2 separate regions of the Mus musculus genome follow, and region 2 is linked to region 1. Evidence: chromatin loops called from intact Hi-C (ENCODE). Cell type or tissue: gastrocnemius. All regions are shown on one strand.

What was found. A loop is a pair of places that touch in the nucleus more often than their neighbours do. Peaks named below come from ENCODE experiments on the same cell type or tissue, not always from the same donor. Only the 100,000 strongest peaks of a DNase experiment are listed, where the experiment ranks them.
Region 2: it touches region 1 in a loop (15-fold over the local background); 17 of 42 quality-filtered maps call a loop at or near these places.

The regions. Positions count from the first base shown.
Region 1 is chr6:17,459,079-17,467,078 of GRCm38, forward strand. It overlaps Met (met proto-oncogene), which reads left to right and starts at 4,879. Exons shown (of 22, transcript NM_008591.2): 1 at 4,879-5,170. In gastrocnemius, a CTCF peak has its summit at 4,440; DNase peaks (open chromatin) are centred at 4,487, 4,890 and 5,791; H3K4me3 peaks cover 2,843 bases; H3K27ac peaks cover 3,633 bases.
Region 2 is chr6:17,580,765-17,588,764 of GRCm38, forward strand. No RefSeq gene overlaps it. Among named protein-coding and RNA genes, the nearest start is that of Gm52893, 43 kb to the left of the region's middle. In gastrocnemius, no CTCF peak of the experiment used is centred here; a DNase peak (open chromatin) is centred at 3,329; H3K4me3 peaks cover 879 bases; H3K27ac peaks cover 2,372 bases.

The DNA of each region.
Region 1 (8,000 bases):
TGTGCCGCCCCGTGGAACCTCTGAGGCACGCAGTTACTGAGACCGTCGTTCCAGAAGGAATTAATGCTGGTGTCGCAGAAAGATTCCGTTCTCTTGAGACTGAGTTGTTATAAACCAGGCCATACCACACATTCGTTGCTCCCTTTTGCATGATGTCTGATCCTTGTGAGTTTCTCTGCCGTGTTGTGATAAACAGTCTATGGGACTTTTTCAAACAGCTGAGACTATCCAGATCTTGAAGGTTTCCTAAATTTTGATTAAAAAAGAAAGCTGCCACCTTTATACGTTATTTATAGTTATTTGCAGAGCAACAGAAAATGTACAAATACACACCCCAAGGGAAAATTCTGAAGTTGTTGAAACAAAGGCATTGGGGGAAAGAAACATCCTCTTCTTTTTTCCGAATTCAAATAATCTCTGCCCTGTCCTGACTGCCCAGGGGCTTGCTCCAGCCTGGGAAGTGCTTTTCAGATGGACAACCCAGAGGAACCAGCACCTTTGCTCCTCACTGTAGCTTCAGTCCGGTAGGATCAGGCAAGCAGAAGAGGAATGGTCTTGTCCTGAGTAGCAGCTGACTTCGTGGCCAGAGAAGAAAGGAAGTTAACAAGCAACAGTAGGCTCTGCCACTCCAAGTTAAATGACTGTTATTCATGCTCACAGTTTCTATTCATTATAGTGGAAAGGCACGGTCATGAGAATAGCAGCCTCGGGCCAATTGTGTAACCTTGGCTAAGCTGCAGGATCTCTCTGAGGCTTGATTTCCTAAGTATAAGGGGAGGGTGATGCATGGTCTGGAGTATATCATGAGGACATAAGAAAAAATCCAAGTATGTGACAAATACGCCGATGACTATTAAGGAAAATTAAGCCCTTGCTTGAGAAACGCAGAAACATTAGGTTAACCCGAGTAAATCAAATGACTAACAAAATGACAGCATACACCGTGTTAGAAACTCTGAATTGTTCTACCTGCACCTCCCTCAGTCTTCTGAGGTTATAACCGTGATGCCTGCAGTTTGTAGCCACGTAGTCTTCTTGTCCTTAGCGTTGAACAGGCTTGATCACATCCTTAGTGTCTTAATAGAAAACAGTTTTAGAGATGCAGACATCAGTAAATGGCAATCAAAGCCACTTCAAAGCATTGCATACCCAAAGGACCCACTTCTCACCATCATCCACAACCGAAGGCATAACTATTCCTCCATTTCTCTGGCATTGTCTTTCCTTTAAAGTCAGGTTTCCTAAAAATGGGTTATCTAGTGAACTAATTTCATAGGAAATTGCTTCTCTGGGTATTAAGAGCACAGGAGGCATTCTGCAATGAACTAAGTTTGGAGTATGGTAGGGGGAGTGAAGATAAGAAGAATTTTCTCTTTGTTCTGTTCTCTTTTCTCTCCCAGTCTGAATTTTAGAACTTTTACTATTCTAATGTACATGATATGTGTTCCAAAACTTAATAGAAACCCTCCATTCCCAGATTTTATTTACTCTCAGAAACAGCAGAAGGGGCCATCATCTAAATCTTTTATTGGTTTAGGTGAAATGTTTTCTTAGACACTGCAACAGAAGTGATACGGAGGGGGAGGTGTAGAACCTGAGGAGCCGGAACGCACAAAAGAACCCAAGGAGGCCAAGGTCATAGTTTCTCCTCAGAAACGGGAGCATGGTGTCAAGAGCCGAAATCTGCACGTGTTACACGAGATGATTATAGGTTGCTGACAAACCGAAGAGCCCATGCTTTTTCTACCATGATTTGGATTGTAAGAAGAAAAAAAAAAGCAAACCAAAACCTTTTTATAAACCTATTGTGTCTGCGAGCCCCCTTCATCACTTGCAGGCAACAAGACTTTGTCCTAAGGAAGTTACCTCCACTTGTATTTAAAAAGGCACACCATGTAACAAGATCTTGAGATCCAAGTTTTGATGTGCCGAAGCCAGTCAGAAAGGATGCAGCGTAGTTAGAGGAAGAGGTGGCAGTTCCCGTCTCCCTTGACCAAAGCTATTAGGCCCAATTCAAGGTTAAGATGTAAGTTTGTAACAGCTTAGCTCTGTGTGTTATCTACAAGCTGGTAGACAAGAAAACTTCCCAGTTTTTGTCCACTGATGTTTTGCCAGATGCTGGGATGCATATGTTACCACAGTTAGCTAGCAAGAAGCAGAGAAAAGTCTCACTAATTCGTGACCCCTGACTACTATGCAGATTCAGCTTAGGGAAGGAACACCTTGCTCCCATTTCAGGGAGCAAATCCATTCTGAGTTCTTTAAAGACTGTAGGTGACAAAGCCCTGGCTATTAGTGTCTGGTTAAACTGCTTTTCCCACAAACATGGACATTAGTGTCAGCATTAACTTCTTCCACGGTGATCGAATGGCTAGCTCTCCTTTATACACTACTTCTGAACTCAGCTGCATCTTCTCTTTTAAGCAAGAAACGAAACCCCTTTCTAAAGGCACCATCAGATTTCACCTTGGACTTCACTGCCAGCGTGACAGACATCACGCGGCTATCACTGGTTGCAAGGGATTCTGGGAGAAAATTTTTCAAGACTGAGAAGGGAAGTCAGGGGAGGGAGATCTGCTTGGAAACAGGTGCTGGCTTAGCCAGGCAACAGTATTAGCCACAGAGGTTTGGTTGGTCAGGAAAATACCAGTAGAACTTCATCATCCAATGTGTCACCCATGCCACAGACGCTAAGAAAGTCAAAGAGCAATTAAAGTTGGCTGCAAAAGCTTGGAATTAGGGGGTGTCCTGCCATCTTTAGAAACTATCTGCTTCTATCATTTTAAAGATGGGAAATACTTTTCCTAATAAATGAGTCCAGGTAGAGTGTAAAAGTTATACAACTTTTACAGTCATTCCTTTAATTATGTTATTTTTTAGCTAGCTTTATAAACTATTAATATCTTCTGGTTTATGGTTAACATATCAAAAACATAATTTTAAAGCCATTTTTTAAAACTGAACTGAAATTTGTCCTTGAGTAGAAAGCAGGGAAAAATTCTATTCTAAAAAAACTTATAATAGAATGCTTGCATGTATAATCCACTTTTCAGTTTGTTTGTACTGCCTTTTCTGAGCCTTTATACAACTTTAATTGTTTTTGTTGTTGCTGTTGTTCTGTTTTTCTATTTTTAATCATAGCACTCAAACTTGGAAAACCTGTTAAGGCAACTACATGGGATGTTTAAAAAAAAAAATCCAGTTAACATATTGCTATGGAAACCAGGAAATAGAAACAGCACGCTAATCATTCATTTAGACAACTACGGTGTGTGTGTGTGTGTGTGTGTGTGTGTGTGTGTGTGTGTGTGTGTGTGTAAAATCCATCTATTCACCTTCTATTGAAAGATGTTATAAACTTTCAAGCTAATCAAGATGGCTTTTTAAAGGCCAGGGGCCTTGTAACCAGTAACACCAGAGTTTCAGAATGAGCCACAACCTTCATGAATAGCGTGATATTTGGAAGGACCCGCTTGAATCAAGTTTGCTTGGCTGGAACCCCTGGACATAGTATAGACCCTTGAAGGAGATTTGAGAACTGGGTTCTAACCCTGGCTTTCTTAATACCAGCTGTGTGAGCTTCCTAGGAATTCGTACGGGCTGTTTTATTCATCTGCAAAATGATTCCGTGCAGGCCTCCAAAACTGTAATAGGAACTTTCCTTTTCCATCAAACTGAGGAGTGGTGAGGTAAACTGCTCTTGGGACTGAAATAGCTCTGTCTAGTGTCTGGTAATGTACTGAACACATACATAGCGCAGTTATAAGAAATGTATGAGACCTTCCTTGTCTTTGCTCTGTGTGTAAGACGTGTCCCCTGCACCTGTATAGTGGCTGTGGCTTGAATGACTCTCAAAGTTACTTCTATACATACCTCTATGTCCATTATCGAATCAGCTCTTCTGACAATTGGAAAGAACTCCTATTCTAAAAGGCAATGGATTCCTTAGATCCTTTCACCTTATTGTATCCTTGTAGGGAAATGCAAAATTTTAGAAACGATTCTAATAAACGAATCTTCCTAAGTAAATCCTTTTCAATTTCTTTTAATATTCGAGATTTGAACTTATGTGTTGGATTTGTTAGTTGCTATTTGTCTATGTAACCGCCTTGTGTCCATTTGTCTATTTAATTACCCTGTGTCCAGCTATGAGGAAAAAAAAGTGAAAATTAACCAGAAGCCTCCCCTGGGTTAAACTCCTGGGGTTCTTCCAGAAATCTGAGAAATTATACTAGGGGGATAATGATTGCAAAATGAAATCATTGGGACAATCCGTCCATGCACTCCCAACATTGTCTGTGACAATGAGCGCCTTGTTTCCGTGGCGCCTAGATCTCTGTCCACGCGGGTGAGTGCGGGGCCGCCACCTCGGGCGTGAGAGAGGCTGCAGCTCCGGGGTGCGCCAGGGGGTGCGTGCGCTTTGCGCGGGTGACTTTGGAGCACCAGGAGGGGGAGACTCGGGGCCACTGATCTCCCTCTGCGCTGGCTTCAGACTCCAGAACTGGAGGAGGAAGAGAAAGCGCATAGCTGGGGAGAGGGAAACTTCTCCACCTAGAAAGTTTCACCTTGCCGAGGGCGGGGGGTGGGGCGGGGCTTGAGGAAGTGCGACCCCCCGGGCTAAGCGTACTGGCTGCGGGAAGGGCGGGGACGCCAACCCCCCCCCCCCCAACCCTCCAAGGGTGGTGCCAGTCCCCATCTCGGGCCCCAGGAGGGACCGTTGGGGACAAACCTAGAGCGACAGGGACGAACAGACACGTGCTGGGGCGGGTACCCGGGTCTCTTCGCCTCCAGCCCGGACGCGCCCGGGCGCCGCTGTTGCCCGGCTGAGTCACGGGCCGGGCAGGGCGCGTGTGGGAAGGGGCGGAGCAGTCCGAGGGCGCTCGGCGGGGTTCGGCCCGGGCCGCAGGTGACCCGGACGGCCTCGCCGCCCGCAGCGTCCGAGCCCGGGTGACCCTGTGCGGAGCCAGATGCTGGGCGACCGCTGACTCGCTGGAGAAGGGCGGAGCGCGCGGGTGGTCCCCAGCCGGCTGACTTCGGCGCCGCGCGCTCCGGGCACCCCAAGGTACAAACTCCAGCCGCGTCGATCAGGCACCCAGCCTCTCCCAGCCCCTCTGCTTTCTTTGTTCCACTAAGGGAACTGGCTACTGCTCTGGAGGACAAGACCACCGAGGTGGGTGCGAGCCCGGGGGCTTAGGAAACTGAAGGTATGGGGTCGGGGAGGTGCAAACTAGAATTGAGCTTGTCGCTTTAGAAGGAGTGTTGTTGACGGCCACCTGTGTGACTCAGGGGCGCCAAGAGCATTAGGTGCTCCAGGGCTGCTGTAGCTCTGCAAGTTTCACCTCTGGGATCTGACTCAGCCCTTACAGAAGGGATCGGTCACCCTGTCCAGGGTGATACAGCCGGCAAGGTTTGAGCCCAGCTATTTCCTTGTTCCTAGTCTTGCTTTATCTGCCTTGAGGGAGCGCGCGAGGAGGGGGTGGGGGTGTCTTTCTCAAGGGCAGGTGTTTCTGGGATGGTCTGAATTTTTTATTCCTGGCAAACACACGGAGGGTGTGATCCATCATTTTCTATCCCACTTTATCTTTTTTTTTTCCTGGGACTCAGTGGAGGTGAAATACATTATAACCAGAGGTCAGGTAGTCTGGCTAGTAGCGGTGTAATTATTAAAAGACCAAAGAAAGTACAATGCAGAATTTATTCCAAACTGTGGTTTCCCATTTCCTACCTTTTTATGTTTAGAAGAGCCATTTGCTAATTTGGCAGTTGGCAGGGGTTCTAGGGGCTCACGCATGAATGCTCGTCCAGTGGCTTTTCCCTTATCACAGGCTTCTGTTCAAAGCAGCTCTGGGGCAGAATGAAAAATTGTCAACTTTCTTAAGCAAAATAATCAGGAGGCTCTAATGGCCAAGTTAAAACGGTCCATGACTATGAGGAGATTGTAAACGCTGTAACTGGATAGAATATAGACAGAATTTTAGGAAGACTGTCAGCATTTTGTAGCATTGGGTGGAGGTTTATTCTGTCGCTTCCAGCAGCCAGCCACACACACACACATTGCCATGCAAATGGATTCAGCAGAACGTTATTTTCCTTTATAGCTCAACTATTATAGCTGACTAATGAATTTCCTCTGCATGGAGATGATCTGAAAACGATGTACACGGTGTTTCCCTTTGCTACTGGGACATAAATTGTGCTTTTATGCCCCAGTGTTAGTGTTGCCCGGATTATTTACAGGTATATAGCTTTCCTCTCCAGCTGGAAGCTTCCTCGGCTTTGTTCACAAGTGTAAATTTCCACTGTGGAGCAGGAGTGGGTTCTGTTACACATTGCAGACTTGTCACTGTCATTTCAGGTTGTGATATACTCACTGTTTATCTCCTCTGAGCAGATAAATAACACACATGAGACGTACAACTTCAATAAGAAATTTGATGGTACCAAAAATGTGTTCCTACATAGTGCAATAGGTGCTTTAAAATTTGTGGTCAGTTTTCAAACTCAGCAGGGCCTCAGTCAATAGTTATTAACTTAGCCACATTCCGCTGTAAGCAAGATGGATTTATGGCATGTCGAGGATGATCAGGCAAGTACTGCCTTTCCCGAGACTGCTTTGTTCTTGATCATTGGCAACAGGGAACTTACGCCAGAGATGCACTACTGGCTTTGTGGATCTGAGGGCAAGCTTTATCTGTAAAATTAAAAAGTATAAATAACAGGCAGTTGATACGGAAGTCTAACATTTGTACTCCTTTTAAGTCAATAATGAGAGGAAAATAAAGTGTTTATAGCTTATCTCAAAAAGGCAAATACCTACAGTTTATGATTTCTAAGACCATGTAAACAGTGTCCCATATTTGTCTTAAACTTTTTAAAAAAAAAAATGAGGATTGCACTTAGAATTATATTTGAAAAGTCAATTTACAAAGCTGTTGATGGAAATAATTAGTTCAAAATAGGATGAGTCTGATTTTTCTCTTACAAGTTTATGTAATAAGGTAAAGGTTTTCTCAGAACAAAGAGGATAACACAGAAGGGGCTGAAGCTCTGTGTGGCTGCCCCAGTGACACTGGACATTGTGCCTAGTGCATATTATTGAGAGTTGCATGTTATTTTGCACTGAGAAAAAAAGATTATGAAACTGTCCTGAGGGCTCAGTATCTGACAGAGTAGTGATCTGCTGTCATACCCGTGGTCACACAGGACTAATCACACATCCAGATCCCCTCTCTATACTCCTCTGCTCCTCATCTCTGTAACTCCCATTTCACACAGCTTTCTGGTTTCTTCTTCACTAACATGAGGTTTAGGGATGGTCAGGAGGGGGCTGGGGTGTGTACATGTGTTTTGCCTGGATGCATGTGTGTGCCTGTGGCCATGGAGGCCAGAAGATCTCCCGGAACTGAAGGTAAGGTAGTTGAATGAGCGGCCATGTGGGTACCGTGAACCAAGCTTACTCCTCTGTTAGAGTAATCACTGCTCTTAAATGCTGAGCCATTTCACTGGCTTCCCTTTATTCTGTGGCCTGTTGTGTTTGTGCCTGGAGCACCTAAGTTCTTATCATTGCCCCTGAGCAACAAACTGAATGCAGAAACCCAAGTTCGAGGGGAGCTGTTTCCTTTCCCTGACCGGTATATGTCGCAACTCCTGTCAGATACTGAGCCCTCAGGACAGAGTTTCATGATCCTTTTCTCAGTGCAGAAGAACATGCAACTCTCACTAGTATGCAATAGGTGCAGTGGCCAATGCCAGTTTGGAACCATTTTGACTATGAGTTCTTAACACATATTGATTCATGACTAAACTCACATTTTTTTTTCTCACCAGAAATAGCAAAGAAGTTTTGCTGTGAGCATTAGCTGTGCTGGTTCTAGGCAAGCATCTGAAACTGGGCACGGGCGATGAAACGTTTCTGTCCTTGAAATGTTTACGGTCTGATTAGGTAGACAGAGATTACAGATACAAAATAGAGCTAAAGTCCATAATTATTAGGGAACATA
Region 2 (8,000 bases), 120 kb after region 1:
ATTTTCTCAGTGGTTTTATGCCTGTCTGCTGTTTGTCTCTTATTTTATCTTTTTTTTTTTTTTCCATTTTTTATTAGGTATTTCGCTCATTTACATTTGCAATGCTATACCAAAAGTCCCCCATAGCCACCCACCCCCTCTCCCCTACCCACCCACTCCCCTTTTATGGCCCTGGCGTTCCCCTGTACTGGGGCATATAAAGTTTGCGTGTCCAATGGGCCTCTCTTTCCAGTGATGGCCGACTAGGCCATCTTTTGATGCATATGCAGCTAGAGTCAACTCTTATTTTATCTTAATTTATTTTAGTTTTTGGTTTTGCTCACTCTATTCCCTTCCTCATTTTTTCAGTGTTCAAAGTCAAATCTGAAGCTTGGCACGGGGTAGCTCAGAGTCCCACCATGGCAGTGTATCTCTAGTTCTGTCTCTGAGGCTGAGTGCCGGGAATTAGCTATGTGCCCTCCGCCAGCCCAAGTCCTTACCTTGACATCTGCTTCTTCCATTAGAGTCGAGCCTTTCCATCCTCATGACCGTGACTAAACAACCACCTTATTCCTCAGTGGTAAAGAAGAAATGCCCCACGACGGGCCTTTGTGAAGGCCGCCTGTCCCCCGCCCCCAAGAAACCCAACTTCAGTCACATGATCCTCAGAGATAATTTCAGAAGTCCCAATAAAGAAAAACTACCCAGATATCATAGTGCCAGCCTTCAGCAGAACTGTTTCTAATTTGTTATGCTGTAAAAATGAGATGGTCTGTGGTAGTCACCAGGGGGCTTGGGGGTGAGGGGACAGGAACCCTCTGGGAACACCTGGGTAAAGAAGCATCAAGTCTCGCCGCAGACGGTTCAGAAAGAAAATATACACTGTTAGAACTAGCTACACACATATTGCCTATAAGATGAACTTAATATAAAAATAACAAAATAAATAGTAATAACAGTAATGATCCCATCCCGGGAAATGTCATGGGATTGATGACTGTCTGGAAGCTAATGGGCTAAGGTAATGCTCTCAGGGATTAGTCTCACTTAATGAGATGCTGTTAGTTTAGTAAATGAATGCTTAAAATGATGGAAAGTAAAACATCAGGGCTGGCTGATTCACTGGGGGGGGGGGGTGGTAGATAAGTCAAAGCAGCCTGTGTCACACACTGTGCATGTTGTGGTTTTTTTAAATTATTATTATTAATCTGTGATTCAGAAAGCACATATGCTTTACAAGTTGCTATCTTTTATACATCTGTCCCATAATTTTACTCTGGGGATATGTGTATTTATGGAATATTTAAATTAAACTGTTGATTAAAAAAATAATAAAACTCCCTCTAGCACAAGCATACTGAAATTCTACAATTGGGTGGGGTTTGTCCTAAACCCTTCCACCTGAAGGCAATGTGGATACTCATATGAGCTTTACAATATTGTCTCCTGGCTGTACTTGGCTCAGTAGTCCACCATTATTCTAGCAGTTGGCCTCTCCATTCTCCCCACTGTGTATTGCCTGTCCCTCCTTTTAACTAAAAACATGGCTGTCAAATCATACATGTGATTACATCACCGGCCTATTCAAAACCTAATCCTAGATTTTCTGCCCCCAGTCCTTTGTGCTGTTGTGTTTGCTTATTTTTATTATAAAGTAGATCATCATGGTAAAATAAAATAAAATAACTGGGCCAAATGCTATTAAGTGGACAGAAAATGTCCTCTGACTACTGTCTCCCTCCTCCCAGCCTGACTCTGCACAGTGACTCCTGCTGAAACTCTTTGTATGGTAGTCCAAACATGCTCCACCCTGGGAAGGAGCCCAAACGAAGCCCCGTGTGTCAGCCCATCCTTCAGTAGCTCCCATCATTTTTATTGAACTGTTTATGACTCAAGAGGAGCTCAGCACTACAGAGGTTTCTCTAAACCTCGGTGACTTTGAACTCCAACCGAAAGTACCCACTCAAGATATAAACCCCTATACCCGTACCCATATGCATATGGGACCCATACACAGAGCGGGGATAAGAGTGGCTGTCCCCTGGAAGGTATCATCCTGAGTGAGGTAACCCAATCACAAAGGAACTCACACAATATGTACTCACTGATAAGTGGCTATTGGCCCAGAAACTTAGGATACCCAAGATATAAGATATAATTTACTAAACGCATGAAATTCAAGAAGAACGAAGACCAAAGTGTGGACACTTTGCCCCTTCTTAGAATTGGGAACAAAACACCCATGGAAGGAGTTACAGAGACAAAGTTTGAAGCTGTGTCAAAAGGATGGACCATCTAGAGCCTGCCATATCCAGGGTTCCATCCCATAATCAGCTTCCAAACGCTGACACCATTGCATATACTAGCAAGATTTTGCTGAAAGGACCCAGATATAGCTGTCTCACAAACACAGAAGTGGATGCTCACAGTCAGCTAATGGATGGATCACAGGGCCCCCAATGGAGGAGCTAGAGAAATTACCCAAGGAACTAAAGGGAACTGCAACCCTATAGGTGGAACAACAATATGAACTAACCAGTACCCCAGAGCTCTTGACTCTAGCTGCATATGTATCAAAAGATGGCCTAGTCAGCCATCACTGGAAAGAGAGGCCCATTGGACTTGCAAACTTTATATGCCCCAGTACAGGGGAAGGCCAGGGCCAAAAAGGGGGAGTGGGCAGGTAGGGGAGTGGGTGGGCGGGTATGGGGGACTTTTGGGATAGCATTGGAAATGTAAATGAGGAAAATACCTAATAAAAAGTAAAAAAAAAAAAAAAAAAAAAGTGGCTGTCCCTTCCCTCTATAGCAGGGGTTCCCAACCTTCCCAATGCTGCCACCCTTTAATACAGTTCCTCACGTCGTGGTGACCCCCAACTATAAAATTATTTCATTGCTATATAACTGTAATTTTGCTACTGTTATGATTCATAAAGTAAATATCTGCTCTGTGGGATATCTGGTATGTGAGTTACGTGAAGGGATCGTGACCCACAGGTTGAGAACATCTGCTCTAGGAACTTGACATTAAGGGTCCCTGCTGCAGACCAGTACTCTTTATATTACTTACTTAAGTATTTAAATACCTAAAGTCCTCATAAAACAGACTTGCTTATTTCTATTTGCCAATACAGAATAAGCTCACTTCTGAAAGTTTACAAAGCGTCACACTTTCCTAAAATTCTTGTTCTCTTTTGCCATGGAAGTTTCAAACTGCTTAAGAGTTTTAAAAGATTTTTAAGCTGGAGTAATAAATATAACTCGCTGCCTCCTTGCAGACAGCGTTCTGGGAGGGATTGTTGCAGAAGTACGGCTCACAGATGACGTCACTGACTGGGGCGGGACTAAGCATGTACAGGCGACACTACAGGGATGGATTGCTGGCTCTAGTGGTCACTTTCCTTGACCCCAGCTGTCCCCGTGGTGCAAGCACATCCAACCTAATTTTGTCTGTTACATAAGAAGCCAAACGGAGAAACTTGAAACTTCTGCCATCATATTGCTGACTTAATCCTGTCGTAAGTCAGAGCCCAGCAACCTCTGAGTGAGCACCCCTCCCTCTCGTTCCGAACGGAACACTGGGAACACTCATTTGCCTGGGCACATTTTGGAATCATACATACTTGGTTTGAACCGATGCCCAATAAGGAATTCAGATTTTTCCAGATCAGTCACTGCATCTTTCTACGCCTTATTCTCCAAACTGGAAACCCTCATTTTCAATTTTTTTATTGTTATCTGTAATCTGCTTTGTAGTCCAAGAAGATTCAAGACAGAAGGCCCTAGCATAAAATTACCTGCAATTAATAAATATAATAATAACTATAATGACAATACATAATAATCAATATAATTATAACAAAATAAAGGGGACAAAAGGTGAATACAATCAAAATACATTATGCTCATGTATAAAAGTGTTACAATAAAATGTGTATGATTGGGTTATGCCAATAAAAACATCTTTTTAAAGTTAAGAGTTTGGCTTTGCTTTTGTATAAAGTTAAAAATCTTGAAATCAGACGCTGGCTTTCTTCATCATTTTAGAAAAATCAAACTAATATGGGGAATTTCTCAAACCTGTGTGGCTTTCTGTGTCATGTAAGCATATTGCGTTGTATTTTCCTTGATCTTCATTACAGCTCACAGATTTGATTGTAAATATTAAATATCCAGTAAAATTATTATCACTTGCTGATTGCTTGGGTCTTTGTCTGATGCTCAGGCCAGCTTTACAGTCCTAGGCTCAAGGGTCATCCTGCATCGGATAATTCTGTGTGTCCGGACTATAGGTGGGCTTCACCGTTCAGGTATCTGGGCTTCACCGTTCCCCCGTGTCTGGGCTTCACTGATCCCCTGTGTCTGGGCTTCACCAATCCCCTGTGTCTGGGCTTCACCGTTCCCCTGTGTTATGATTGCTACACTTGTCTCAATAATGTCTTTTCTTCAAAAGTCTCCTTACAAGACATCTAATTCATAAAATTCCTTCTAGCGAACCCCAAGATTTCACTTGCTTCTATGTGGCTGCTAGGCTCATATCTGCAAGATTCTGTACTCGGAATCAAAGCGCTAAGAGCTAGGAGTGGCACACAGTCAGGGAGAGCCAGGGGCTGGAGGTGTACGGAATCCCAAGCAGGCCTCGTGGGAGGGTTTTGGTCCTTTTCAGCATCCAAAGTTGGGTCTCAAATAATCGTCCTTTCTCAAAGATAAACACTTATCTGAAGATGGTTTCGGGGGCTTATGAAAGGCCTGCTGAACTTCAATCGGGGCCGTGTTTTTCCAGTTCAATTCATTGCTCTTTGTTTAAATCAAAACTTCATTTTATTTTCCAAAAGCAACCCTGCCAGGTTTCCTTGATTTAATTGTTTTATCTTTTTTGTCTGATGACAATGGAGAACAGAAGAAAATATTCTTGCTGAGGAAATGAAATATTACCAAAAACAACAAGCATTCTCACACTATAGGAGGTGGTTTTATAAGTTACAAAAAAAAAAAAAAAAAACCAAAAAGGCTCCATTCTTTGGATGAAACGTGTTATTGCGGTCGCTGTTGGGTCAAATCCGTACGGCCCAAAGAAAAACGTTGGAAAGAAAATTAACCGGTTCATAAGGGTACAGATAACACTATTTTTAAAAGGAAATGGTTCTTCCCACATAGAAACAATACAAAGTGATAGGAAAACAAAGTGATAATTTGGACAAGTATTAAAACAACTCAAGTAAAATATGTGAAGTTCAGTAAATACTGTTTACAGGGAACACAAATGAAATTATTTCTCATTTGTTTTTAACCTTGCCTAACTTACACTGTTCTTCCTTTCACACCAGAGTACTCAGAGGCCTGGCTGATCAGTAAGGACTAACAACGAACCCAGGAGGATTCAAAGCAGTACAGGCCCGGGGGTCCTGGACCCGCTCTGCTGTCCACTCACCAGTGGCCTATGGACAAATTTGGTTTGGTGAGGGTATTCTAAATAATAAGCTTTGTTTTAAGGAAGAGAGGCTCAGCAGAGTGAACCTGCTGAGTCTGTTGTCCCCAGGAGACACGTGTCCCATTGCACTTCTACCAGTCTGCCATTAGGCCAGTATCAGCATTTGGTGTTGCGAATCAGAGAGCTGAGGGACAGATGCTCAAGGCAGCCAAGGTCACAGCTCTGTGGCACTGTCCAGAGCTGAGAAAGTTGCCTAGTTCAGCCTAATAATACAAGGCTATTATCTGGAAAGATTAAATAAAGATATGCATGCTTAAATTAATTGTTTTTCATGTTTTAAACCTCTTGACTCTCCCTGTGTTAATAGAGTTAACTCTAAAAGCAGAAGAATGTAGCCACTACTCACCTAAAGAGTTTACAAAGTAGAAGTAAACTGTACTTCTTCCAGCTCGGTTTACCGACCCCAACTGAGTGCAATGGGTAAGCAAAGACCATCCACTATCAAGTCACAATGCACAAAAGTAACTGCAAGTGACAGGACTCTTCTGTCCCTCTCACGTATTTTATTCCATTCAAATTATTCTAAGGTTTCCACTGCCAATCTGATGCAAATTATGTCTGAAGCAGTCATCTCTTCTACAGAAGAAAATTCTTCCTCCTGTGTTTACCGCTTCCCATTAACCATCTGCACCCCTGCCTATGCTCAGACGATAAGCTTATGCGATCATTATTATAAATCGAGAAAGTTCCTAAAAAAAAAAAAAAAAAAAAAAAAAAACAGGAACTGTTCCAAACATACACTCAGAAAACCCGAAACAATGCAAGTACACAAGGCCAGAGGGTGTCAAATGAAGGAGGGGGTGATACGTGTGCCAGTGACGCAGACTCCCATCTTTCTGCCTTACTGTCTCCATGTGTGGGATCTTCGCTTCACAGAATAGGGAAGACTGGGTGATTTATAAGGGACAAAAAAATGTATTAGTTAATGGTTCTGGAGAAGTCTGAGATAAGAGGACCAGAATCTGGCAAGGTCCTGCTTGATGCAGCATCCCGTGGTGGGAGGGTAAAGAAAGGGCAAGAAAAAGAAAGGAGGCCAAACACGTTCATCTATAATGAACTCACTCCCTCTATAATGCATTCCAATCCATTTGTGAGGGCATAGCCTTCCTTGCCCCATCATCTTTCATTAAGCTCCACTTGCCAACCCTGCTGCTTTGGGGGTTTTATTTCCATCACAGGCAAACCCCCACATGTGTTTTCTATCCTCAAGGTCATCTCATAGTCCAGATGGCTTCCTGAGCTGCTGGAACAAAGAGGAAAGACTGGGTCAGCATGGTTCAAGAACGTCCTAAAGAGCCTTGAAACCTTATTTGACCAGAATATAGTCTTGGGTCTACATCTAGGGACTAGGGGTAAGTCAGAAGCGCAGTCCTTTCTTCTTGTCCCAAATCTACCTGGATAAAAACCAGGGTTGTGTTGAGGAAGGAGAAAATGTTAATATACAATTAATGTCTTTCACATTGTGTGAGCCAGACTAGTATCAACAGTGTTCTTCCTGTAATATACCATCAAAATATCTTCCTGCTTTAATGATAATGATTGTTTCAAAAGAAAAAGTTACTGATCGCTGACACAATCATTCATCCAGGACCCTTAATAAAGCTGCAGACTGTACAAAGTTGGTACATTTAACATTTGCAAACGTATTTGTGTGCCTCCAGGCTTACGGTTACACAGTGCAGGGAATACAAAGGCCGGCAGGTCCTCTTTCATTTCTAAAAAAGAAAAACAAGGGTTAATGATAATGTAGGTGTCAGGCAGCTTGCCCAGTGTGCATGAAAGCCCAGGTTTGATCTTCTACATCACACAAATGGTGGCGATTATACACAGAGATTCCCCAGAATTCCGTGCTAGAAGCAGGAGGAACCAGGGTACAATGTCATCCTTGACTACCTAGCTAGCTAGAGGGTAGCCTGGGTGTCTTAGTCAGGGCTTCTATTCCTGCACAAACATCATGACCAAGAAGCAAGTTGGGGAGGAAAGGGTTTATTCAACTTACACCTCCATGTTGCTGTTTATCACCAAGGAAGTCAGGACTGGAACTCAAGCAGGTCAGGAAGCAGGAGCTGATGCAGAAGCCATGGAGGGATGTTCTTTACTGGCTTGCCTCCCCTGGCTTGCTCAGCCTGCTCTCTTATAGAACCCAAGACTACCAACCCAGAGATGGTCCCACCCACAAGGGGCCTTTCCCCCTTGATCACTAATTGAGAAAATGCCTTAGAGTTGGATCTCATGGAGGCATTTCCTCAACTGAAGCTCCTTTCTCTGTGATAACTCCAGCTGTGTCAAGTTGACACAAAACTAGCCAGTACACCTGAGTTACACCACACTTTGCCTTTTTCCCCAAAAGGAGAAAGAGAAATGGAGAGAAGGGAGGAGAGGAGAAGGAGAGAATAATGACAGAAATCTTGACTGCAGTAAATTATTGCAATCAGCATGTAAATTGGGGAATTTAAGAGTTGTAAATGTAAGGGGCACCAGTTTAAGGAAAAGTTTACAAAAGAAAATGCCTCTCTTTGTTAAGCCTAATT